2 separate regions of the Homo sapiens genome follow, and region 1 is linked to region 2. Evidence: chromatin contacts called from ENCODE Hi-C or POLR2A ChIA-PET data. All regions are on one chromosome and are shown on one strand. The core of a region is the stretch at or near the end of the contact, and the rest is flanking DNA. Distances in the headings are between cores, read along the strand shown. Region 1 holds the start of ELF2 (E74 like ETS transcription factor 2). Region 2 overlaps MAML3 (mastermind like transcriptional coactivator 3).

Evidence for each region. A loop is a pair of places that touch in the nucleus more often than their neighbours do. ChIA-PET counts read pairs that join two places held with the same protein, here RNA polymerase II (POLR2A). Pooled maps may share reads with other maps.
Region 1: a map of naive thymus-derived CD4-positive, alpha-beta T cell shows a loop between it and region 2 (4-fold over the local background). The contact joins the promoter of ELF2 here to the enhancer-like site in region 2. A Hi-C loop is called at or near these places in 1 of 168 maps with a recorded cell type or tissue (naive thymus-derived CD4-positive, alpha-beta T cell) and 7 of 50 pooled maps. POLR2A ChIA-PET finds 5 or more read pairs at or near these places in 1 of 52 experiments (activated T-cell).

Annotation. Positions count from the first base shown.
Region 1 is chr4:139,173,488-139,179,086 of GRCh38, forward strand. It overlaps ELF2 (E74 like ETS transcription factor 2), which reads right to left and starts at 3,731. Exons shown (of 10, transcript NM_001331036.3): 1 at 3,480-3,731. It overlaps LOC105379412 (a long non-coding RNA gene), which reads left to right and starts at 2,668. Exons shown (of 4, transcript XR_007058273.1): 1 at 2,668-2,861. RefSeq lists an enhancer at 2,702-2,751, silencers at 3,352-4,311, 4,322-4,701 and a cis regulatory region at 5,068-5,192.
Region 2 is chr4:140,091,251-140,097,065 of GRCh38, forward strand. The region is part of intron 1 of MAML3 (mastermind like transcriptional coactivator 3); the gene reads right to left. Among named protein-coding and RNA genes, the nearest start is that of MAML3-AS1, 34 kb to the right of the region's middle. RefSeq lists enhancers at 974-1,825, 3,785-3,834. Within about 2 kb of position 4,566, at least 36 of the 41 ENCODE cell types and tissues checked have a DNase peak (open chromatin) inside an H3K27ac peak, as active enhancers do.

The sequences.
Region 1 (5,599 bases), core at 2,481-4,980, 920 kb before region 2:
GTGGCTCACACCTGTAATCCCAGCACTTTGGGAGGCCGAGGCAGGCGGATCATGAGGTCAGGAGATCAAGACCATCCTGGCTAACACAGTGAAATCCCATCTCTACTAAAAATACAAAAAATTAGCCGGGCGTGGTGGCACGCGCCCGTAGTCCCAGCTACTTGGGAGGCTGAGGCAAGAGAATCGCTTGAACCCGAGAGGCGGAGGTTGCAATGAGCTGAGATCGTGCCACTGCACTCCAGCCTGGGCAACACAGCGAGACTCCGTCTCAAAAAAAAAAAAAAAAAAAGACTATAAAAAATTTTTTTAATTAAAAAGGATCAGGTGCAGTGGCTCAAGCCTGAAATCCCAGCACTTTGAGAGGCCAAAGAGAGAGGATTGCTCAAGCCCAGGAGTTCAAGACTACCCTGGGTAATATGGTGAAACCCCATCTCTATAAAAAAGAAAATAGATTAGCCGGACGCGGTGGCTCACCCCTGTAATCCCAGCACTTTGGGAGGCCAAGGCGGGCGGATCACGAGGTCAGGAGATCGAGACCATCCTGGCTAACACGGTGAAACCCCATCTCTACTAAAAATACAAAAAAAAAAAAAAAATTAGCCAGGTGTTGTGGCATGCGCCTGTGGCAGGAGAATCGCTTGAACCGGGTGGCAGAGGTTGCAGTGAGCCAGATCACACCACTGCACTCCAGCCTAGGCGACAGAGCGAGACTCCATCTTAAAAAAAAAAAAAAAAGAAAGAAAGAAAATAGATTTTAAAAAAAAAAGAAATGAAGTACTGACACATATTACAACATGGATATACTTTGAAAGCATTATGCTAAACGAAAGAAGCCAGTCACAAAAGACCGCATTTATGGTTTCATTTACATAAAATGTCCACAACAGTCTAATCTATAATGATAGAAAGTCGATCAGTGGTTGCATAGGACTGGGAGTGCTGAGGGAAAATGAAAAGCGACTGTTAATGGATATGGGGCTCTTTTGGGGGATGATTAAAATGCTGTAAAATTGAGTATAGTGATGGCTGCACAACTCTGAATATACAGTCGGCCCTCCATATCCATGAGTTCTGAATACATGGATTCAATCAATGAGGTACAGAAACTACTCAAAAAAAAATTATGTCTGTAAATGAACATGTACAGACTTTTTTCTGGTCATTATTCCCTAAACAATACACAGTATAACAACTATTTACATAGCATCCACATTGTATTAGGTAGTATGAGTGATGTGGAGATGATTTAAAGCATACAAGAGAATATGCAGAGTTTATATGCAAATACTATGTCAGTTTTATTCATTTTTCCTAGGAGACAGGATTTTGCTCTGTCACCCAGGTTGGTGTCCAAACTCTGGCCTCAAGAGATCCTCCCACCTCAGCCTCCTGAATAACTGGGATTACAGGCACAAGCCACTGCACCCAGCAACTATGCCATTTTATTTTAGGGACCTGAGCATCCATAGATTCTGGTGTCTGAGGAAGGCCCTAGAACAAATCCCCAACAGATACCGATGGACAATTGTAGTAAAAACCACTGAATTGTTCACCTGCAAAATGGAGTAATTTTTTAAAAAATTAATAAACCCACCAAACTGTACACTTTAAACTGAACTGACTAGTATGTGAATTATATCATCGTGAAGCTGTTACTCCTCCAAAAATGGTATACAACATGAGCAGGTAAAGCCACTAACATTAGCAGACCCTACAGGCCACAGGTACCAATCTGTTTACTTAGGACAGAAAAATCCCAAAGTTACAAATTCTTTCCAACCATACTCAAGCTGACTATTTTGTAAATGAGTATTTATGTCTGAAATGAAAGGCAATGATAAATCCAATGAGTTAAATCACTAAACTTAAAAATAGGTTGACATAAATATTCAAACTTCAAATGCCCAGGATATTCCAATTTTCTATTTCATGTGTTTAACTACTAGATATCGTCTCAATAATATTTACATGAATGTACTCTGTAAACTGTAATGCTCTATAAAAAGTTTTATTATTCCTAAATTCCCTTAAATGTAATTTAATGGTTTCCAGTCCTATATAAGTCATTCTACCTTTTGAAGAAACTCTGAAACACAAATATCCAATCCTTTCTTAGTAAAGCATACATCCTTCCGTGATTCTGGCACCAAAGAAAGTGCATAATTTACTTCAGGATAGAGAATCACAGATAAAAAGGAAAACAAATCTGATTATCAAACACACGATTACTATTCTCTCATCACCGGATTACAATTTAAACCATTAAGCTGAAGTAAATGTTCATGAACACAAGAAAGGGGGGAATTTTTAACAGTTTTACAATGACGTGTCCCCCTCTTCCTCATTTAATGAAGTACTAAACTTAAAGGCTATTCTGCAGCGAATCTGCCTCCTAGAAAGAGTCCATCCAGGATGCTGGCAGAGGGAAAAAGATTAGAAACTGTGCGATCTGGATTATTCTTGGTGTCACGGAATATTTTTTGAGTCCTTTATGGACATGGAATAAAAATGCCCAAATGGAGCAGAAGAGAGGGCTCGGCTACCCTGATCACAAAGCTCCTGGGGTAGAGTCAGCATCCAGCCCTGGCAGAGCCCTCCCTGTCCTCCTTCCGCGCCCCTAGACCATCCCGTCGCGCGGTCCCTGAGGACCAGCTTCGCGAGGATCCAGAAGGCGGTCACTGGACGTGCCTGTTACGAGCCCGTTTTTGTTTTGCTTAAGAAACAGATTCCGATCCGAGCAAAGCCTCCCTACCTCCCGGGGAATAGGGGGAGATGGCAGCACGGTGCCGGCGTGGAGAGCGAGAATAAAAGAACTGCCGAGTACAACCTGTCGTGCAAGCTAGCAGCGCCGGGAAGGAAAGGTAAGCGGCGGCGATAAGGCACGACAGGGAAGGAAACTGGTGTCCAGCGCCCCCCCCCGCCTGCCCGCCACCCAGAGCGGCCGGAGCCTCCCAGGTCCCGCCCCGAGCTCGCCGCCCAGCCCCGGCGCCGGCCGCAGACTCCCGCCCTACACAAACCCTCCCAGGACGCGCTTCCTCCGGAGCCGGACCCCCGCCCTGGCCTCCCCGCGGGATGAGGCGGGTCAGTTCAGTCCGCTTCTCGGCAGAGGTGACTCGCGCAGAGATGTAAACACGGAGAGACCAGCTGCGCTCGGCCCATCCCCCCCGCCGGGGTCTGTAACCTCTTCCCTCAGCCCTGCCCCGCGCCCCGCGCTCCCCGCGGGCAGGCGCGCAGCGCGCCTTCCCCTTTCTCCAAGTCCCGCTCCGCGACCGTTGCCTGGGGACACTCAGCCCCCTTCCCCCAGCCCCCGGCCGGTGTCACCGCCGCAGCCGCCGGAAAACCCCTCCGCAAACCCCGAAGCAAACAACACAAGCGCGGGGCGGGGGCGCGGAGGGAGGCGGCGGCAGTCGGGACAGCCAGGCTTTATCGCCGCGCCCTTCGCGCTCCCTCTCACCAGCCTCGGCTGCCCGCGCTCTTACCTGCTCTCCGCGACGCCTGGGAAGACCGCGGCGTCCTTTTCCCTCTCAGCAGGGCCGCGGACTAGCCGCCGCCGTTGGCCGAGCGTCCGGAGGGAGCCGGGGCCTCCCCAGCAGCCCGAGCCGCTCCACAGGGAGAGAAGGAGACAAAACAGAGGCTCGCCGCCCCGCGCAGCGACCCCCGCCCGCGCCGCCCCACCGACCCCCAACCGCCTAGGCGACGGCGGCGACACAGAGCTTGGCGCTGGGAGCAATGGTTGCCCCCGCCCCGCTCCGCTCCCGGCCCCCTCCCTCCACCCCCCGCCTCGGCTCCTCCCCCTCGGCCTCCTGCCGCCTCCACCAGGACACTGGAGTCCGCCTCCCCCTCCCCGCCAGCTCAGAGTGCTCCTCCCCTCCCCACGCGGCGGGGGGGCGGGGGCGGCACCGCCAGTCACCGCAGCGCCTGTCAAACGCGGGCCGGCTATTTATACCCCGCGGGGCCCCGCCGCCCTCGGGCCCCCACCAGCCCGCCGAACCTGCTTCTTTTGCTGTCTTGAATCCCGCCCTCTTCTCCTCGCCCAACTTCTCCCAAACCCGCCTTCCCAGGTAAAGACGCTCGTCACTTGTCCGGCTCCTTGCCCAGGGCTCCCCGATCTCGCTCTCCACTCCAGCCCCGGATTGGTGCAGGGGGCTCTGCCGCACGGGGCAGGCGTGTGAGGCCGATGGGGCCGCGCGTGCACCTGCAGCGCCCGCCGGCTTTCCCCCGCCGGCCGGGACCGCACGCACACACCCTCGCCACTCAGGGCCCCCGCAGGCCCCGCCGTCACCGCATCCCCAACTCAGGACTCTCGCCCTTCTCCGGAGACGGCCCCACAGTCGGGCAGTCTGACAGTTACAGGGGGGCGAGGTTTTGCAAAAACTCCTAGCCCGGTCTTTCCAGTTCCCACTCCTCAGCCTTGGCTTAGTGAAAGGTGGGGGTTCGGGCAGGAGCGCGACGCCGGCCCCGCCCCGGCCGGTGACGCACGTGGCGCACCGCCCCGCCAGCCTCGCGCCCCTCGGCGCCGCCAGCTCCTCCTCCCCGCTAGCAAAAGCCGGGCGTAGTACACCCGCGACCCCGCCCCATTCCCAGAAATTACCACCCGCCCAACAGCCCGGCCGCGCGGCGGTTGGTGCCGGCGTTTGCTGGCTGTCGGGTGGCTGGGCCCAGCGCGCAGCTGCGGAGCGCGGCGGGCGGCCCCTTGGAGCTGCCCGGGGAGCTGCGGGCACTCGCACCTAGCCATTGTCGCTCCTTGCGCGGTCCGCAACGGAGAAGTAACTCAAGTCTGAGTGTTGTTGGTGCGAGAATGAGAGAGTGTTCTGGTGTGGGAGTATTTTGGCCCAAGTGCCTGCGAATTCGAAAACGAAAACCCAGCAGTGGCTGCACGCTTCTGGTTTCCACACTTTCACACAAAGGGGAGCCTTCGAGCGGGGCACTCTCACGCGCCTTCAAGTGCACAAAAGCCAATGACACGGTGCCGTGGGTTGCCCTGTGTAGGAGCGTCTCTTTAATGGGCTTTGTAGGCACAGTTAATGCATACAAACGCCTCAGTCTATTTCTTCACCACCACCATTCCCCGCCGCGGCGTTTTCTGTATTTGTTTCTTTAACAAAGAGCACAGCCTGTCCGGTGCGCGCGGGGCTCCTTTTGCTCCCCTCCAGGGCTCCTGCAGCCTCGCCGCGATGGACCTGGCACCTGGCGCGGTATTCACCAGCTGATTTCTGGGCTCCAGCGTTACCCTTTTTACGGCTTCACAACCAGTCTGGAGCAAAGAAGAAACACTGAGGAATATAAGTGATAGCTGTTCTCTTGAAAGGGACGTGGGAACCGTGGAAATCACCCTAGAGTAAGGCTCAAATGTCAGAAAGCTGCAGGAGGCTCCAGATTTAAATCCCTGAAGAGCCTAAGAATGTAATGATCTCTTTCTTTTGTTAATACTGCTGTTGCCTCTATTTTCTTGGGGGTGAGTCTTCTCTTCCTTTCTTAAAAAGCAACTCTGGGCCGGGCGCAGTGGCTCACGCCTGTAATCCCAGCACTTTGGGAGGCCCTGGAGGGTGGATTGCCTGAGGTCAGGAGTTCGAGACCAGCCTGCCTAACATGGTGAAAC
Region 2 (5,815 bases), core at 3,316-5,815:
CAGCAAAGCTGGCTTTAGCTGACAGGCAAGATTTTTTTCCTAAAGCCTTCCAAGATAAGCCAAGAGAGGGGCTGAGCTTCTCCTACCTGCCACCAGTTAGGGTCTACCTTTTCTTTAAATCATTTTCACTATTTTATGTAGGTTTAAGCCTCTGGGTAGAAATCTGTCCCAAAGCAGACAAGTTCCTGTTCCTGAAATGACTAATTCCTTGCACAAGGCAAGAGGCTGGTTAGAACCCTTTCAACTAGAGGGAATGATTAGTGTAAAACAAAACAAAACAACAAAACAAAAACAAAACAAAAAAAAAAAACAGGACCAAGGACCAAGCTGCTGAGGCTGAAGGAAACCACATAAACAAAAACAATACACCCATTAGATAGTACTTGTAAGGTATTCAGACCCTGAGAAATTAGTTTGAATGCAGTAGAAAGGCAGATTACAGGAGAGAAAGGGCTCCCAACTAGTTCAAGGGTTTGTTTAGTCTACTTATCAAGCCCAAACTAATCATCTTAATGGCTGTTTATGCCCAGAACAGGGTTCAAATGGCCTTTCGAAGAAAGCAGGGCAGACCCAGGCTAGCAACCTTCCTCTCTTCGAGGACTGCAACCTTCTTCTCTCCAAGGACCCCAGGATTCTCCTTACTAAGGATCCCCACTCTGAGCAGGTAAAACAGCAGGCCATAGTTTTATTTATTTCCTATCTATTTATTTCCTATCTTCAAACGAGACTATACACTCCAAAAAGCAGTGGGGTATCATCTCTGTTGTCCATTGCTCTATCTAGCTTATAGATCATTTTTGAGATAAAAACTTTATATATATATACGTATATATATACGTATATATATATATACGTATATATATATATACGTATATATATATAATATCAGAGGGTTAATGAACTGTCTGGAGGGAAAGATGGGAACTCAGACTTAATTTAACTCCTTGCTTTTCCCCGATGCAGACACCGAAACCTTGCGACTGAGCATCAACAGGTGCCTTCCTCCTGCAAGGAAACTTTCAGAAAATCTTCAAGGTAAACCAACTATCATTCTACCAGAATCAAGGACACCGGTTTCCAAAATTCTAATCCAAAAGGGGGAGTGGGACTGGGGGAAGATCATCAACAAGGCAATCCTTCACCTACTCCTACTCCTCAAAGCAGCATCAGATGAGAAGCCGGGTGAGGCATGTTAACCGAGAAGCCCTCCTCCAATTAATGTGCTATTGCTCCTTTAAAACCGAGAACAAACGGCGCGGCCGCTCCTGATCCCGGAGGCTGCAGAGCAGTAATTGTCACTTAGCCACTTAACTCCCCGCCGCACTGCTCACTCACTCATCGTGGTTTATCTCTCAGCCAATTACTGCTGTCATTTGCGTTTCAATGTGTGCCATCAGGGGCCAGGCCCAGTCGACAGCAGAACAGAAAACACCGGGAGGAGAGCCGACTGGCTTCCAGAGGCGGGTGGAGCCCACACCTCATTCCCTGCTGCTCTGTGGGAGCTTGGAAGGTATTCTCCTATCGCAGAGGCTCCCAAAACAGCTCCAGAAGGGACCCAAAACTACCTGACCACACTCCAGTTTTGTGCTGTGCCTGGCTGTACACTGAGGCAACCAAAAAGAAAAATTTGAGCCCTAAGTACCAAGTCAATAATAAGGATGGTGATATTAAAGCAACAGAAACTTTAGCAGCTTAGTGTGACAGCAGACAAGAGACAAGTAGAGGAAGTGGCAAGGATTCCTGCACTGTATTATTGTGAAATCCACCCAGGGCTAGCCTACAAATGTGAAGACAGGAAAACTTTATAGGTCTCGCTGCTCTTTTATGCGAGCAGATTTCCAGGCACGATGTTGTTCACCCATCTATAACTTGGCCCCAAAGTGTGAGGAACATATGAATTTTCTTAGGCGGTCCTGAGTTGAAATATCTAAAAATTATATTTGCATTCTATTGCCATATTATAGACTGGTGATACATTCTATACTTGGTAACACAATTTCATTTTTAAAAAAATTTCTTCAAGGCACAACCAGATGTGACTTTTTATAACTAAATCAGAAAAAAAGCTTGCCAGACCATGTGTCCAGATTTTTCAGTTCTGCAAAGATATCCTTTCTGGTTGCTCAGTGGATCCTAACCACAAAAGCTAAGACTCATGTTTGTTTGTTTTTTTTTTTTTTTTTTGAGACAGAGTCTCGCTCTGTCGCCCAGGCTGGAGTGCAGTGGCACTATCTCGGCTCACTGCAATCTCTGCCTTCCGGGTTCATGCCATTCTCCTGCCTCAGCCTCCCAAGTAGCTGGGACTACAGGCACCCGCCACCACGCCCTGCTAATTTTTTTTAATTTTTTTTTTATTTTTAGTAGAGATGGGGTTTCACCGTGTTAGCCAGGATGGTCTCGATCTCCTGATCTCGTGATCCGCCCGTCTCGGCCGCCCAAAGTGCTGGGATTACAGGCGTGAGCCACCGTGCCCAGCCAAGACTCATGTCTTTAAATAGTTTGTTTACTCTGCCTTCCTGGATCAAATCTATACCATCATGTGCTGCATTAGGGCTTTTCTCCCAGAAGGTTGAAACCTCCCATGATTGTAGAGGCAGCACCTTGGCTGTATTACCCTAGCCTGAGATTTCCTTTGGAGTGCATTCGGTCTGGCCGTCAGGTTGTCCTGCTCACTGTGCAGCATGATCCCCCTGACATTCCATCCTTTGGAGCCCCAGTAACCACAGCAGGAGGGCCAGCAGCTGAGGCTGAGCCAGAAGAGACCTGTTCTAGCTGGATCTGCACAGCCTGGTCTCTGGGTCTAAAATAAAACTCTTAACTTCTCTGCCAATGAGCTCTGCCAGGCCTGATGACGTAACAGGTCCCTTCAGTTCTATTTGCAGGCAAGGTCCATTTACATCAGGATTTCATCCAGGTAAGGGGGAATTTGGGAGGGGGAGGGAGTGAGGGACTCTCAGAGAATGGACCTGTCTTCCCATCATGCATGGAAAAGGTCTGAAAGAGCTGGTGAGGTGCCAAAGTAATTGTACACGTCATCTTGAGCTGTGCAAAGAGGAGCAGGCCTAGCTATAGCTAATTGCTATCCTCCGGCTATATGCTCCCCACTGAATACCAGAGAGGGGAATCTGTTCGGTGCATAACAAAGAAAAATCACAAGTAAAATAAAGCTAAGCAGCAGCCGGCCAACGCTGTGATGCTGCGACCGCCAACCATGGCCAGCCACACACAGGGAAACTCGGATTTGTCCTCACTCATCTTCTCTCAGGCCTTCTAATTAAGAAAACCTTAAACTTGGAACCAATTTACTCCTTTCTCGCTCATTTAAGTCATCACCCTGACCCATCTCTGATGAAGACAGAGCACTTCAAACAATGGAGAGTAGTTCCTAAGATAGCCGGTGGCCAACGTGAACTTCCTAATTAAGGACCCACACAAAAGTAACTTTCTCTTCTTCTGGGCTCTTTGTGTTTGTAAAAATGCGGCTTCAAGCTGAACAAACTATTTGATCATCTTCCCGCTTCCTTCCTCCTTTCCTGTCTGTCTGTCTGTAATGTTTCTCAGCTGATCAATAGCTGTCTCTCTGTGTCATGAAGTGTGCAATAAGCTGTTCTTTTTCTTTTGTCTCAAAGCCAGAAGACGCTGTATGGAAAGACCAGTTCCTCTTCTCCCACCCTTCTAGCTGTGCGTGGCAGCCCAGTGGAGGTCTGGACGCTTGCCACTGAGTGCCAAGAGCAAAACCCAGGCCAATCAGCAGGACGGATCCAAGCCCCTGACTGCAGCAGAGGTGCCTCTCCGCAGCCAGGCTGCAGCCACCCACAGCCTTGGGGCTGCCCTGACCCTGCCTCAGGCAGGAGCCCCGCCTCCTTCTCAAAGGACGTCACAGAGTACCTGCCCTTGGGGTGCCACACATCTTTCTTTGCTCTCTTTTTTCAGATTCAATTTGCCTGAATAGGAAGAACCTCTCCTTCCTGCCTAATCTATTCCCAGAAATCCCAGCTGCTCTCCCCAACTTTCACAGAGCAAATCAGTAGGCCCACCACTGTCCATGTTGGAGATCACACTGAGCCTCGTCTGGACCCCCCACTGCTTCTGGAGCATCTCCACAGACGGTCAAATCTGCATATCCAAACCTGAATCCTTCATCTTTCTCTCCCACTTGACCCCCAATTGGCAACAACACCCTGCGCTCCAGGCTGAGGGTCAGGCTTAACTGTCCCCTCTCCTCATCTCCTACATCCTCTGCAAGCTTTCTAAATTTTATTTCACACACATTTCTCAAATCCAGCCCCCAGAATCTAGAGATAAGACCACAGCCCTAGTTCAAGCCCAAATCCATCCTCCTCACTGCCCTTCTTGCCCCCTCTTCTTTCCAGGGGCCGCCTAACACAGAATTCTAACTCCATTGCCCTGTGTCCCTCTGCCCTACCCTCCGAGCCCCCCAATAACATCTGAGAACCCATGTTCCTCTCCACTGTCACCCACTCAATCCTTGCAGCAGGGACCTGCACTGGTTCCTACCCCGCCACAGGAAGCTTCCTGCTTCCTGTTCAGGCTCCACCCTCTCCAGAGAAAGGCCCCTCCTCCCCTTCACCCAGCTAATAACTCTGACTTTGTTCACGGACTCCCCACCTCCAGACTGGGCTAAGTGCTTCATACACATTTCTGTCATTGGATCAAGCTCCTAAAGGGCAGGGACTGGGTAATATTTCCCTGTGTAGTCTCAGCACCCAGTTACACACTGTGGGCTCCTGTTACACACAGCAGGTTCTCAGCAATTGGGATATTGCATTTGTACTTTCAGATTACTAGCTGATGCTCTCTATTACCTACCACAGGGCAATCAATACCTAAGTATGCCTTAGACCCATTCTGGTGCTACCTATTTAAAGAAGGCAGACTCCTAGACACCAACGGTTGTGTCTATGGAACATATTTTGTCTAGCAACTTACGCACTTTGGGGTACTTAATAACTTGATGGAGTTGAAGATGATGACGGTGACAATGACGTCAACCAGGACAGGAAACTGGAGATGATTAGACATCCTTTATTCTCCAAGGCTGTGTAGCTGCTTAAAACAGTTCTCGATGAGTCACAGAATGACAGCTCATTTATCTTGAAACCTTAACTAACCAGAATACAGCATGGACCCTCAGTCAGACACACTTCTGAGAAGCTGAAATACGTATCCGAAAGTTCACATGCTTGTCCACACACAAGTTAAAGAGGTAACTTGTGGAAGGGGTCATCTAGTCTGCATTCAGGGCCTATTTATTCTTGCTTAACATTCACCTTGATAATCTATGCGATCTCATTCCTCAGTCACAGCAAGTTATTTGATGTAAAATATGAGAAGAGGCGAGGTGGCAAGAGGCTGCTGGGGACTGACACGTGGGAGCAGTGCAGAAGAGAACCCTGACAAACCTTAAAAGAACACAAAGTACATAGTAGTCTTGGGATGGCTCATGTTGAGGGACAATGAGTTCCACACATATTAACAAACCCTAATGACACCATCACACAAAGGTACAATATTTACCCTCACGATGATGAGCAAGATACCGAGAGAGTTACATTCTGTGCAATATTTTCTACCTGCAGAGAAAAGGAAGTTGAGAGAATATTTTAAGATGATTTCTATCAAGGTGATTTTTTTTAAGGAGTTTTAGCATTTACTGAAGTAGATTGCATTTATCTGGAAATTTTGCTGCTGAGATACCTGACAAATGAGCCATTGCTTAACTTCATCCAGCATGGAACTATTAAGTAGCCACGGCACAGGCCTTGCCCACCAAGAGTGCACAGCCTAAAACAGC